Regions from separate parts of the Homo sapiens genome. Here region 1 is linked to region 2. A link is a loop called in an ENCODE intact Hi-C map of the cell type or tissue named here. Cell type or tissue: heart right ventricle. All regions are shown on one strand. Each heading gives the region's core, and the rest is flanking DNA. Links, peaks and the distances in the headings are about the cores only. Region 1 overlaps LINC02255 (long intergenic non-protein coding RNA 2255). Region 2 holds the start of LOC101929333 (a long non-coding RNA gene).

The links. Peaks named below come from ENCODE experiments on the same cell type or tissue, not always from the same donor. Only the 100,000 strongest peaks of a DNase experiment are listed, where the experiment ranks them.
Region 1: it touches region 2 in a loop (9-fold over the local background); 75 of 110 quality-filtered maps call a loop at or near these places.

Annotation. Positions count from the first base shown.
Region 1 is chr15:74,379,597-74,384,969 of GRCh38, forward strand. LINC02255 (long intergenic non-protein coding RNA 2255) reads left to right here. Exons shown (of 4, transcript NR_146881.1): 2 at 1,973-2,055. Among named protein-coding and RNA genes, the nearest start is that of LINC02255, 3.2 kb to the left of the region's middle. RefSeq lists enhancers at 3,232-3,311, 3,322-3,401, 3,389-3,889, 4,133-4,432, 4,523-4,782 and 1 more. In heart right ventricle, for the core only: a CTCF peak has its summit at 2,962 (motif pointing right); a DNase peak (open chromatin) is centred at 2,965.
Region 2 is chr15:74,487,016-74,492,388 of GRCh38, forward strand. It overlaps LOC101929333 (a long non-coding RNA gene), which reads right to left and starts at 3,269. Exons shown (of 2, transcript NR_198993.1): 1 at 3,221-3,269. It overlaps LOC124900366 (small nucleolar RNA SNORD77), which reads right to left and starts at 4,013; the gene lies at 3,944-4,013. In heart right ventricle, for the core only: CTCF peaks have their summits at 2,970 (motif pointing left) and 3,174; a DNase peak (open chromatin) is centred at 2,976.

The DNA of each region.
Region 1 (5,373 bases), core at 320-5,319, 110 kb before region 2:
GACTAACTGCAGCCTCTGGCTCCCGGGTTCAAGAGTTTCTCCCACCTCAGCCTCCTGAGTAGCTGGGACTATAGGCACACACTACCACACCTGGCTAATTTTCGTGTTTTTAGTAGAGACAGGGTTTCGCCATGTTGGCCAGGCTGGTCTCGAACTCCTGACCTCAGGTGATCCACCCGCCTCAGCTTCCCAAAGTTCTGGGATTACAGGCATGACCTACCACATCCAGCCTCCTCTGTGCAATTTTTTTCCGTTTTCTTTTTCTTTTTCTTTTTTTTGAGATGGAGTCTTGCTCTGTCGCCCAGGCTGGAGTGCAGTGGTGCGATCTCGGCTCACTGTAACCTCCGCCTCCCAGGTTCAAGCGATTCTCTGCCTCAGCCTGCCAAGTAGCTGGGATTACAGGTGCCCGCCACCACATCCGGCTAATATTTTTTTTTTTTTTTTTTTGAGACGGAGTCTCGCTTCTTTGCCCAGGTTGGAGTGCAATGGCACAATCTTGGCTCACTGCAACCTCCGCCTCCCAGGTTCAAGCAATTCTCCTGCCTCACCTCACCAGTAGCTGGGATTACAGGTGCCCACCACCACGACCAACTAAATTTTGTATTTTTTAGTAGAGATGGGGTTTCACCCTGTTGCCCAGGCTGGTGTCAAACTCCTGACTTCAAGTGATCCACCTACCTCGGCCTCCCAAAGTGCTGGGATTACAGGCACTAGCCACCACGCCCAGCCTATATTTTTAGTAGAGACGGGGTTTCACCATGTTGGCCAGGCTGGTCTTGTACTCCTGACCTCATGATCCACCCACCTCGGCCTCCCAAAGTGCTGGGATTACAGGCACGAGCCACCACAGCCAGCCTATTTTTTTAGTAGAGACAGGGTTTCACCATGTTGGCCAGGCTGGTCTTGAACTCCTGACTTCATGATCCACCCACCTCGGCCTCCCAAAGTGCTGAGATTACAGGCATGAGTCATCACGCCCCACCTCCTCTTTTTTTTCTACCCACAGGTCCCATCTCAAGTCTCTGGGGCTACTACTCCCTCTGCCCTGGGTGTGCCAATGGATACTGTCCCCCCTACTGGTCCTCTCCTGGACAGGTGTCCAGCTCCCCTAAACCTCGCCTGGTTCCTTAGCCCCACCAGTTTCTGAGACAGCCCTGATGTGGAGGCTCCCTGGGACTTCTCACTGTACATACCACCTCCCGCCAGGTGCCCACACTCAGTCCTAGGCACAGAGCTGGCAATCCCAAGGGGCTCCACTCCTGAGCCCCAGCATCCCACCTCCCACAACTCGACCATCTGGGTGGCCCCCAGGCCCACACCCATGCCACACCCAAATCCAACCCCACCAGCTTCCTCTGCCCCTGCCCCTCACCCCAGGCCCCTTTCATCCAGTCTTCAAAGCGTCAAACTGCTGCTCCCCCTGCTCCTTCTTCCAAGTGTCTCCAAACCCCACCCCTCTCTTCCCAGACCCCGAGCCCTGCCCATCAGGCCACCATCCTCTGTCCCCTAAATTCTGAAAAGGCCCCTCCCTGCTCTCCCCGCCTAAACCCGCCCCCTCCCATGTGTCCTGAGAGCAGCATAGCGTGGAGGTTAGGGGCAGGGCTCCAGTGCATTCCATCCCCTGCTCCTCCACTCACTGACTGTGTGGCCTTAAGCAAGCTGCTCAACCTCTCTGTGCATCGTTGTCTTAATAGTATCTCTCTCCTAGAGTTGCCTGTGAATAGTCTGGTTGCCAAGGAATTCAGAGTGGCCGATAGAGGACAGAAGGGAGGGGTAAAACAAAGCAGAAAGGGGCACAGGAGCCAGGTCCTTAAGTCCTTAAGACCTTCAATGCTCAACTAAGGCCTGGGAAATTTCTCCTGAGATGAGTGGAGAGCCTTCAGGATAGTCTTAAGTCTCTGATCAATGTTGTGCCTTTGGAATGTCTTGGTGCCTATGGTGCCTATGGAATGTCTTGCTTTCTTTCCTGCAGAGACTGAGAGCCCCTCCTGTCCCAGGGGTGCTGAGAGGTCTGTCTCTGGCTCCCCCACCGCTCCCATGTCTCTGCTGGGACTGGTAAGTCATGGAGCTATGCCCGGCAGAGTTCTCTTGCCAGACTCCAGGCCTCTCTCACCACAGGAGATCAGGACTGGACTCCCAGGGGTCTGACCTGACTTCCAACCCCAGGAGGGTGGGTGGTGTCCAGCGAGGGCTTGTCTAGGTCGTCCAGCCTTCCGCTGTTGGCCTCAGGGACCATCCAGGCAGCCTGCCCAAGTTACTCTTGACCCCTCCTCTGACACAGACTCTCCACCTACCTACAAAGCTCTTTCACAAATGTGTCATTATTTTGTTTAATCCTCATAACAACTCTGGGAGTTGGGTGTTATTATCCCATTTTACAGTTGGCAAACTGGATAATGTATGATGTCTTACCTACTCGCTAGGAGCCCAGTCACAACGGTTCATGCCTGAGTGGGAGGAGGATTGGGGGTGCTCCTCCACCCACCTCAGCCAGCCAGGCCCAGCACTGAGTGAGGGGCCAAGTGGGAGGGGAGGCAGCCTGTGGCGGCGGGAGGGGGGCCCAGGGAAGTGGAGGGCAGGTGGGGGCTGCTGGCACTGGGACCTGCCAAGTAGAGAGCGAGGCCAGAAGGGGCTGGGAGGCCTTGAGGGCAGGGAGAGCAGGAACGGGAATGAAGAGGCAGGCTAGGAGCAGGCTCCAAATCTGAAACCTGGGAGGAACCTCCTTGAGTCACCCTACTCTTTGTACAGATCAGGAAATTGAGGCCCACCCAGTCAGGAAGAGAAATTCGTCTAAAACCACTCAGCCTGCCAGAGACCAAGCCAGAATCTGTGCCAGAGCGCACCCAGGCTGTTCCTGGAGAACCCAGGAACCAGCCCCACGGGGCCAATCAGCTGGCACTGGGCTGACCAGCAGGCACTGAATGAAACTTCTAGCCTCCGGGCCTCTCTGGGTGGCCAGCAGGGGGCGGTACTGCCCCAGGAGTGACAGCTCCCAGACTCCCAGCCACTGCCCTCAGGCCCATCCCAAGGTCCCAGGGCAGAACCAGGGCTGGGGACACAGAAGGCATAGGTGGGAGGCAGGGTTTCTGGGGTGGGAAGAACAGCACACAGAGCTGAGCATGGGACTCCCCGGCCCCATTCTGATGCCAGCTCCTTCTAACCTGAGCGAGGGAGGAAACAAGCCCTTCCTTTCTCCTTGCACCTCCACCAGTTGAGAGAACATTCTAGAAATGCACCCAGCTCCATCCAAAGTCTGCTCTCTCGAGAGGGGAAGGGGCTGGAGAAGAGACTGTCTCCCAGGCCACAGGTTTCCACAGAAAGTTGTCCTGCAAAGGAGGCTAGACCTAAGGAGAAACTTCTAGAGGCCTCTATACTGAGTATCCAACCTCAATTCCGGGAGTGTCCCTTTCCCAAAATAATGCTCTAGGAGAAGGTGGGGAAAGGGTGGCCAACTGCAGTGCTATGTGAAGACAGGGGCTAGATGTCCTTATTGCTGTTTCAGGACCCTCTTAGGTGCGACAAGAGAGAATTTTCTCCAGGATGGCTAAAGAAGAGCAGGGGCATGGGGGAGTGAGCAGGGCCGCAGGGGTCAAGAAGATGAGCCACTCTGGCCCCCAGGAGAGATGGCCAGGGTGCAGGGGGCTCCGTGTCACCCCCATCAGCCCTGGGACCCTTCCCAATGGCGAGGGCTTGTATTCCTAACCAAACTTCTGGATCTGGTCCCAGCGGGAACCCCTGCTATAATGAGTGCCCCCAAGGCCTCCCTTCAAAATCCCAGGAGTCCAGCTTCTCGGGGCAAAAGCCCCACAGCAGCTGGCAATACAAGATCTAGGAGGCAGGGGATCTTGAGGCCCCAGGTCAGAAAGGCCCCACGCACCTGCCTCTCCCAAGATTTAAAATACCAGGGGGCTAGGGGTTCCCATCCCCTGCTACTAGGCTTCGTGGTGGTCCTCAGCCCCAAGCCCACTGTGCCCTGTGCAGCATGGACAGATGGTCTCCAAGGGGCCCCTTTCAGCACCACTCCCCTTGGTTTCCCATCAATGCCACCATACACCAAAGTTCACACACTGTCTACTGGAAAGCCCCTGTCAGGGCCAGTTGTCCTACAATTAACTCTTCAGTTCTCCCAGGCTGATGGTTCCACCACACAGAGAGCAGACAGGGTGGGCAGGGGCTTGGGGAGTCACAGCAGGCACCCAGGGACAGAGGGGCAAGGAAAATGGAGATGGGGGCACATTCAGGGGGTGGGGACAGCATCCTGGCAGGTCCCGGGCCTGCACCACCTGGAGGAGCCGGTGACTCACGGGGCTGACAGAAGAACTGAAACCAGACAGGAGAGTGCAGGAAGGAGGAAGAAACACCCACCAGGTAACCTGTGTCCTCAGACATGTGCACTTCCAGGCCAGAGTTTCTATGAATCAGTGTCTCTAGACACAACCACCTTGATCCCTTCCGTTGCCTCATGCTGACGTCTGAGTCTGGCCCGTGGCCATCTAAACCCCCGCACTCTGGTTCAACCACCATCAGGCCCACATAGCAGCTGCTTCAGATCAAAAATCTCCTCTTCAGGGGCTTTTTCACCAAGCTGATGGTAAAGGCAGGACTCCTGGGTCCCGGTGTCCACTGCAGCCACTCTGGCTTCCCCTTAGCCCCTCTGCACCCCCTGCTCACCACCTGGCCAGTGTTTCTGCTCTTCCTTCTGCCTAGCATTCCCCTACCACCCCTGCTTTGCCTAGCAGGTACCTACTCATCCTTCAGGTTTCAACCCATGTCACCTCCTCCAGTGAGCTTTCTCTGACCTCTCACCTAAGTCAAATCCCCCATTACATGTGCTCCTGGCACCATGCACCCCTCTCTGAGCCCTTTGTAGAGTTTAGTTGTGTGGTTAGTGATGAGTGCCTGCCTCCTGTACTACAGCTGAAGCTCCAGGAGGGCAGGGACCAGGGCCTGGTCTAGTTCACCCTCCATTGTCTCTGCAGCATGTGGCAGAGTCAGTGCTAGGCACATAGAAGGCCCTCAGTAAACGTGCTGTGAATGAGTGGGTTCCCCAGCCAGCTGGATGTCCCACGGTTTCCCCCACCCCACCCCATCTGGCTCTAGCTCCTCTCTGTGACCCTTTTCATCTGCAGTCCTTGGAGCCTCCTAATGGTTGGGCTCTGTGGTGGGGACCAGGCAACCTGCCCCTGGGGCCTCAAGATCAAGGCAAGACACAAGACTCAATACCCCTCCAACAGGTTACAGGGGCAGCCTCAGTGGCACCAATTGCTCTGACCCGTGACTCAGAGGAAGCCAGTCCTCCAGAGCCCACATCCAGTCCACATCCTCCTTGATGATTTTGCATCCAGCTGCTGTTCCAATCTCAGGGCCTATGGC
Region 2 (5,373 bases), core at 252-5,251:
AGTGAGAGGCCAAGGAGGACACCCAGTATTTTGAGCAACTGGAAGAACAGAGTTGCCATTAACTTCTTGTTGACTAGAATTTAATCACATGGCATAGGAGGCAGAATTCTAAGAATTCTTCCTATGATCCTTGCCTTGGCATAATCCCTTTCTTCCTTTTTGAGGATAGGTAGAAATCAACATGATCTCACTCCTGAGATTATGTTCTGTTATAAAGCAAAAGGATTATCCAGGTGGGTGTAATCTAATCACAAGCCCTTGAAAATCAGTTTTTCTGGCTGCTGGGCAGAAGGGGAAGACAGAGAGTGTATTAATCAGGGTTCTCCAGAGAGGCAGAACCAATAGAAAGGATGGATGAATAGATAGATAGATTAGATAGATAGATAGATAGATAGATAGATAGATAGATAAAGGGGGTATTTTTTAAAAAAGAGATGGAGTCTCACTAGGATGCCCAGGCTGTTCTTGAACTCCTGAGCTCAACTGATTCTCCTGTGTCCACCTCCCAAAGTGCTGAGATTACAGGCATGAGCCACCACACCCAGCCAGAAAGTATTTTTTAATTAAGGTGTGTACTATGTTTTTTTTAGGCATAATGAATGCTATTGCACATGTAATAGATTACAGTATAGTGTAAACATAACTTTTACATGCACTGGGAAACAAAAAAATGTGAGCCAGTGCACCTGGCTGAGAGGGGATTTATTAGAGGAATTGGCTCATGTGATTATGGTAGGCAAAAAGTCCCACAATGAGCCATATGCAAGCTGGAGACCCTGGGATGCTGGTAGCATGGCTCAATCCAAGTCTGAAGGCCTCAGAACCAGGGAGGCCAAGGGTGTAACTCTCAGGCCGAGCCCAGAGGCCTGAGAACTCAGGGAGGGGAGCCACTGATGTAAGTCCTGGAATCCAAAGGCCGAGAAGTCTGGAGTTATTGTCCAAGGACGGGAGAGGAAGAGTGTATCCCAGCTCCAGCAGGTAGATCAGCACATTCATTTTTGCCCTGGTTTTTCTTCTCTCCAAGCCCCCAGCAGATTGAATGGTGCCCACCCACATTGCAGGCAGATCTTTCCCACCTAGTCCACTGAGACTCACACACTAATCTCCTCTGGAAACACCTTCACAGAGACACTCAAAAGAATGCTTTAGTAGGTTTCTACGTTTTCCTTAATCCAGTTAAGTTGACACCTAAAATTAACCATCAGAGAGAGATTCCAAGCATAAGAAAGGCACTGCACCAAGGCTGCCTTGAAGATGTAGGGGACTGGCCAGGTGCAGTGGCTCACACCTGTAATCTCAACACTTTGGAAGGTCAAGGAGGGCAGATCACTTGAGGTCAGGAGTTCGAGACCATCCTGGCCAACATGGTGAAACCCCATCTCTACTAAAAATACAAAAATTAGCCAGGCGTGGTGGTGCACACCTGTAATCCCAGCTACTTGGGAGGCTGAGACAGGAGAATCTCTTGAACCCAGGAGGCAGAGGTTGCAGTGAGCCAAGATAGCATCACTGCACTCCAGCCTGGGTGGCAGAGCAAGACTCTGTCTCAAAAAAAGAAAAAAAAAAGAAAGAAAAGAAAAGGTGTAGGGACCACAGGAAGTATCCCGGCAGCCTCTGGGAACACAGAGCAGCCCCCGCTGCTCACAGCCAGGTAGGAATCAGGATCTCAGATCTACAGCCACAAGGAACTGGATTCTGCCAACCTGAATGAGTCTAGAAGTAGATTCTTTTCCAGAGCCCAGCCCATGGACACCTTGGTATCAGCCTTTTGGGACCCTGAGCAGAGAACCCAGCCAAGCCCAGACTTCTGACCTACAGAACTCTGAGATAATAAGTGGGTGTTGTTTTAAGCTGCTAAGTCTGTGGTCATTTGTCACACTGCAATAGAAAACAAACACATATGGCCACTCCTAACTGAGAGAGGTTGGTAAATGGTGTCTCAAGCTGGATATTCATGTGCATTGCTAAACTTGGAGGAGGAGTTCTATGATGAAAGAAAGAGAAGCATGAATATTAGGGAGATGATAAGACATTCTTCCACACACTGTAAACCTGCCCTGTCCAATACAGCACACACTAACCACATGTGGGTATCTTTTTTTTCTTTTTTTTTGAGATAGAGTCTCACCCTGTCGCCCAGGCTGGAGTGCAAGGGTGTGATCTTGGCTCACTGCAACCTCCACCTCCCAGGTTCAAGCAATTCTCCCACCTCAGCCTCCAGAGTATTTGGGATTACAGGCACCTGCCATCATGCCTGGATAATTTTTGTACTTTTGTAGAGACAGGGTCTCGCTCTGTTACTTAGGCCGGAGTGCAGTGGTACAATCTTGGCTCACTGCAACCCCAACCTCCTGGGCTCAAGTGATCCTCCCATTTCAGCTTCCTGAGTAGCTAGGACTACAGATGCACACCACCACGCCTGGCTAATTTTTGTAGAGACAGCCTCTTGCTATGTTTCTTAGACTTGTCTCGAATTCCTGGGCTCAAATGATCCACCAGCCTCAGCCTCCCAAAGTGCTGGGATTGCAGGCATGAGCCACTGCGCCTGGTCTAAAAACACCCTTTTCATTCAGCACTATAGGTTTTAAAAGGCAGTGTTCCCATAAGAAATAATGGCAAAGAAAGGAACTCCCAGTCACATTCAGCAAACCTGTTTTCCCAGCTACATTCATGCACTGGTTGATGCAGGTAAGTGTACAGGGGAGGTTGATGGAGAGATAGGAGGGTCCTGGAAACAAAGGAAGACTGTGACATTAGATGACTGCAATCGTGGAGACTCAGATGGTGCTTGTACTACCACGGTTCATCTTTTGAGTATGGGCATGTCATAGTCTGGACCAGAATCTAAATTCTAGTAGCAAAGCAGGTAGGGTGGTTATTGCATAAGGAGGTATCACAACCTGTCATTTGGGGAGGGTGAGGGAAGGACTGGCTGTCACAGCTTAGCCTCACCAAGGACGTATGTGTAGTGCCCTCTGGTGGCCTGCAATGGCACGCAAGCCAGCCAAATCAGAATCCCCCATCTCTCACCCCCCACACCCCCACCCTCCTCCCAGCCACCCCCATCTCAGGCAAGACAAAGCCAGAGTCCTAACTGGTCTCCCTGCTTCCACTCCTGTCCACCAGAATGATTTGTTAAGATCATCAGATCATGTCACTCCTCTGCTCAAAATTCAGGGTAATTTCCCTTCTCCCTGAGTTATTTAGCCACAGTACTCACAGTGGTCTCCATGGCTGTACTCGGTATGGCGCCTCCCAGCAACCTTTCTGTCTCCACTTCCTGCCCCTCTTCCGGCTGCTCACCCTGCTGTAGCCACACCGGGCTGCCTGCTCTTCCTCTGCCAGCATAACCCACCAAGCACACTCCCACCTCTGCATTTGCTGTCTCCCCCACCTGGAATGCACAGATGACTCCTTCATGTCCTTCATATATGTGTCAAATATCACCACATCATCTTTTGCACTAAATTAAAAAACAGCCCTCCTCCCAGCACACTATATCCCCTTTAGCTGGATTCATTTTTTGCCATAGTATTTAATACCATCTGACGTATTACATATGTATTTACATATATATATGTGTGTGTGTATTTATATTTATTACCTATCTCCTACTACTAAACTTTCTGCTTTTTTGAAAAAGCAGAAACTTTGTTTTGTTCCCAGTTGAATCCCCAGGATCTAGAACAGTGTCTAGCCTATAGTAGGTGCTCAAATATATATGTTGGGGAAATAAATGAATCAAGATCTGAATAATGAGCAGGCATTGTATGACCTTCATTGTTTCTTTCTTGAATATTAAGACACTATCACAAAAAGGACAACTCTACAAATATATATAAAATTCATAAAATTCCTATTATATCCCAGCAGCTGGGGCAAAGAAAAAAAAAGAAAAAAATTCCAGTATAATCCCAACAGTTTTTTTTTTCCCAACCACCCCAGATACATCAGACAGATGGTATACATCTCTTCGTGACTCAATCTGCTGAACGATGCAACTGTCACAGTATCCAACAGGTTTCTTTTTAATTGGATTAAATTATCTGATGATTTATTTGGAAAGAATAAAGTACTTGTAAATAGCCAATAAATGTAGAAAGAAGTACAGTAAGGGTGCACTTGGCTTACTAGATCTCAGAAGACACTATAAAGATACCACAATAGCATCAATATAATATTGGCCTGGGCATAGACAAATAAACCAGTGGAATAGAAAAGAGAATCCAGGAATAGATATCTGTTTTTAAGAACATAAAATGTGAACAGTGCAATTTTAATTCAGTGGGATATGGATGGATTATATAATAAATGATGATATCTGTCAGGAAAATAATTGGACCTCCATTTTATATCATACAAAAACAAGTTCCAAGTAGATTAAATACTAAAACATAGCAGGTACTTTTATTTATTCATTTATTTATATTTATATTTATATTTTTGAGGCAGGGTCTTACTCTGTCACCTGGCCTGGAGTACAGTGGCACAATCACGCTTCACTGCAGCCTCAACCTCCCTGGCTCAAGCGATCTTCCTACCTCAGGCTTCCAAGTAGTTGGGACAGGTATGTGCCACCACGCCTGGCTAATTTTTTGTATTTTCTATAGAGACAGGGTTTTGCTATGTTGTCCCAGGCTGGTCTCGAACTCCTGGGCTCAAGTGATCCACCCACCTCAATCTTCCAAAGTGCTGGGACTACAGGTGTGACCCACCATGCATGGCCAGCAGGTCCTTTTAGAACCCCAACTAAGTTCAGAATATAGTTAATTTGGTCCTCAGGCCTATATGAAGAAATATTACTGATTTCATCAAAGTCACAATTTATAGTGTACATTCTTAATCTTTTGGTTGTAAAAAGTCCCATTTCACAACTGGGCTGAGAGTATGAAAGCCCAGATTGAATGAAGAGGGAGTCCGTGGTGTGGAGAGGGGGACTGGTGGTGGTAAGAATGGGGTGCTGGAGCCCAAGCATGAGGAGAGTTTCCATAGGAAAGTAGGGGTGGTGACTCTAGCTGCCCAGCTGAGAATATCAGAGTCCAAGCCAGGTAAGGAAATGGTTCATGGAGGGGCAGGACAAGAGATTGATCAAATAAGTAAATATTTTGAGAATAATGGGAGTGAAGCTTCTATTTAAAATGAAAGAATAAATATAGTAATGAGGAAACTAGAATAAACCCTGTGGCATTAGACTGGAATTGAAGGTATTGGGGGTGGATTCATGGTTTTCTTTTTTTCTTTTCTTTCTTTTTTTTTTTTTTTTTTTTTTTTTGGAGACAGAGTCTGGCTGTCACCCAGGCTGGAGTATAGCGGTGCAATCTCAGCTCACTGCAATCTCCGCCTCCTGGAATCAAGCAATTCTCCTACCTCAGC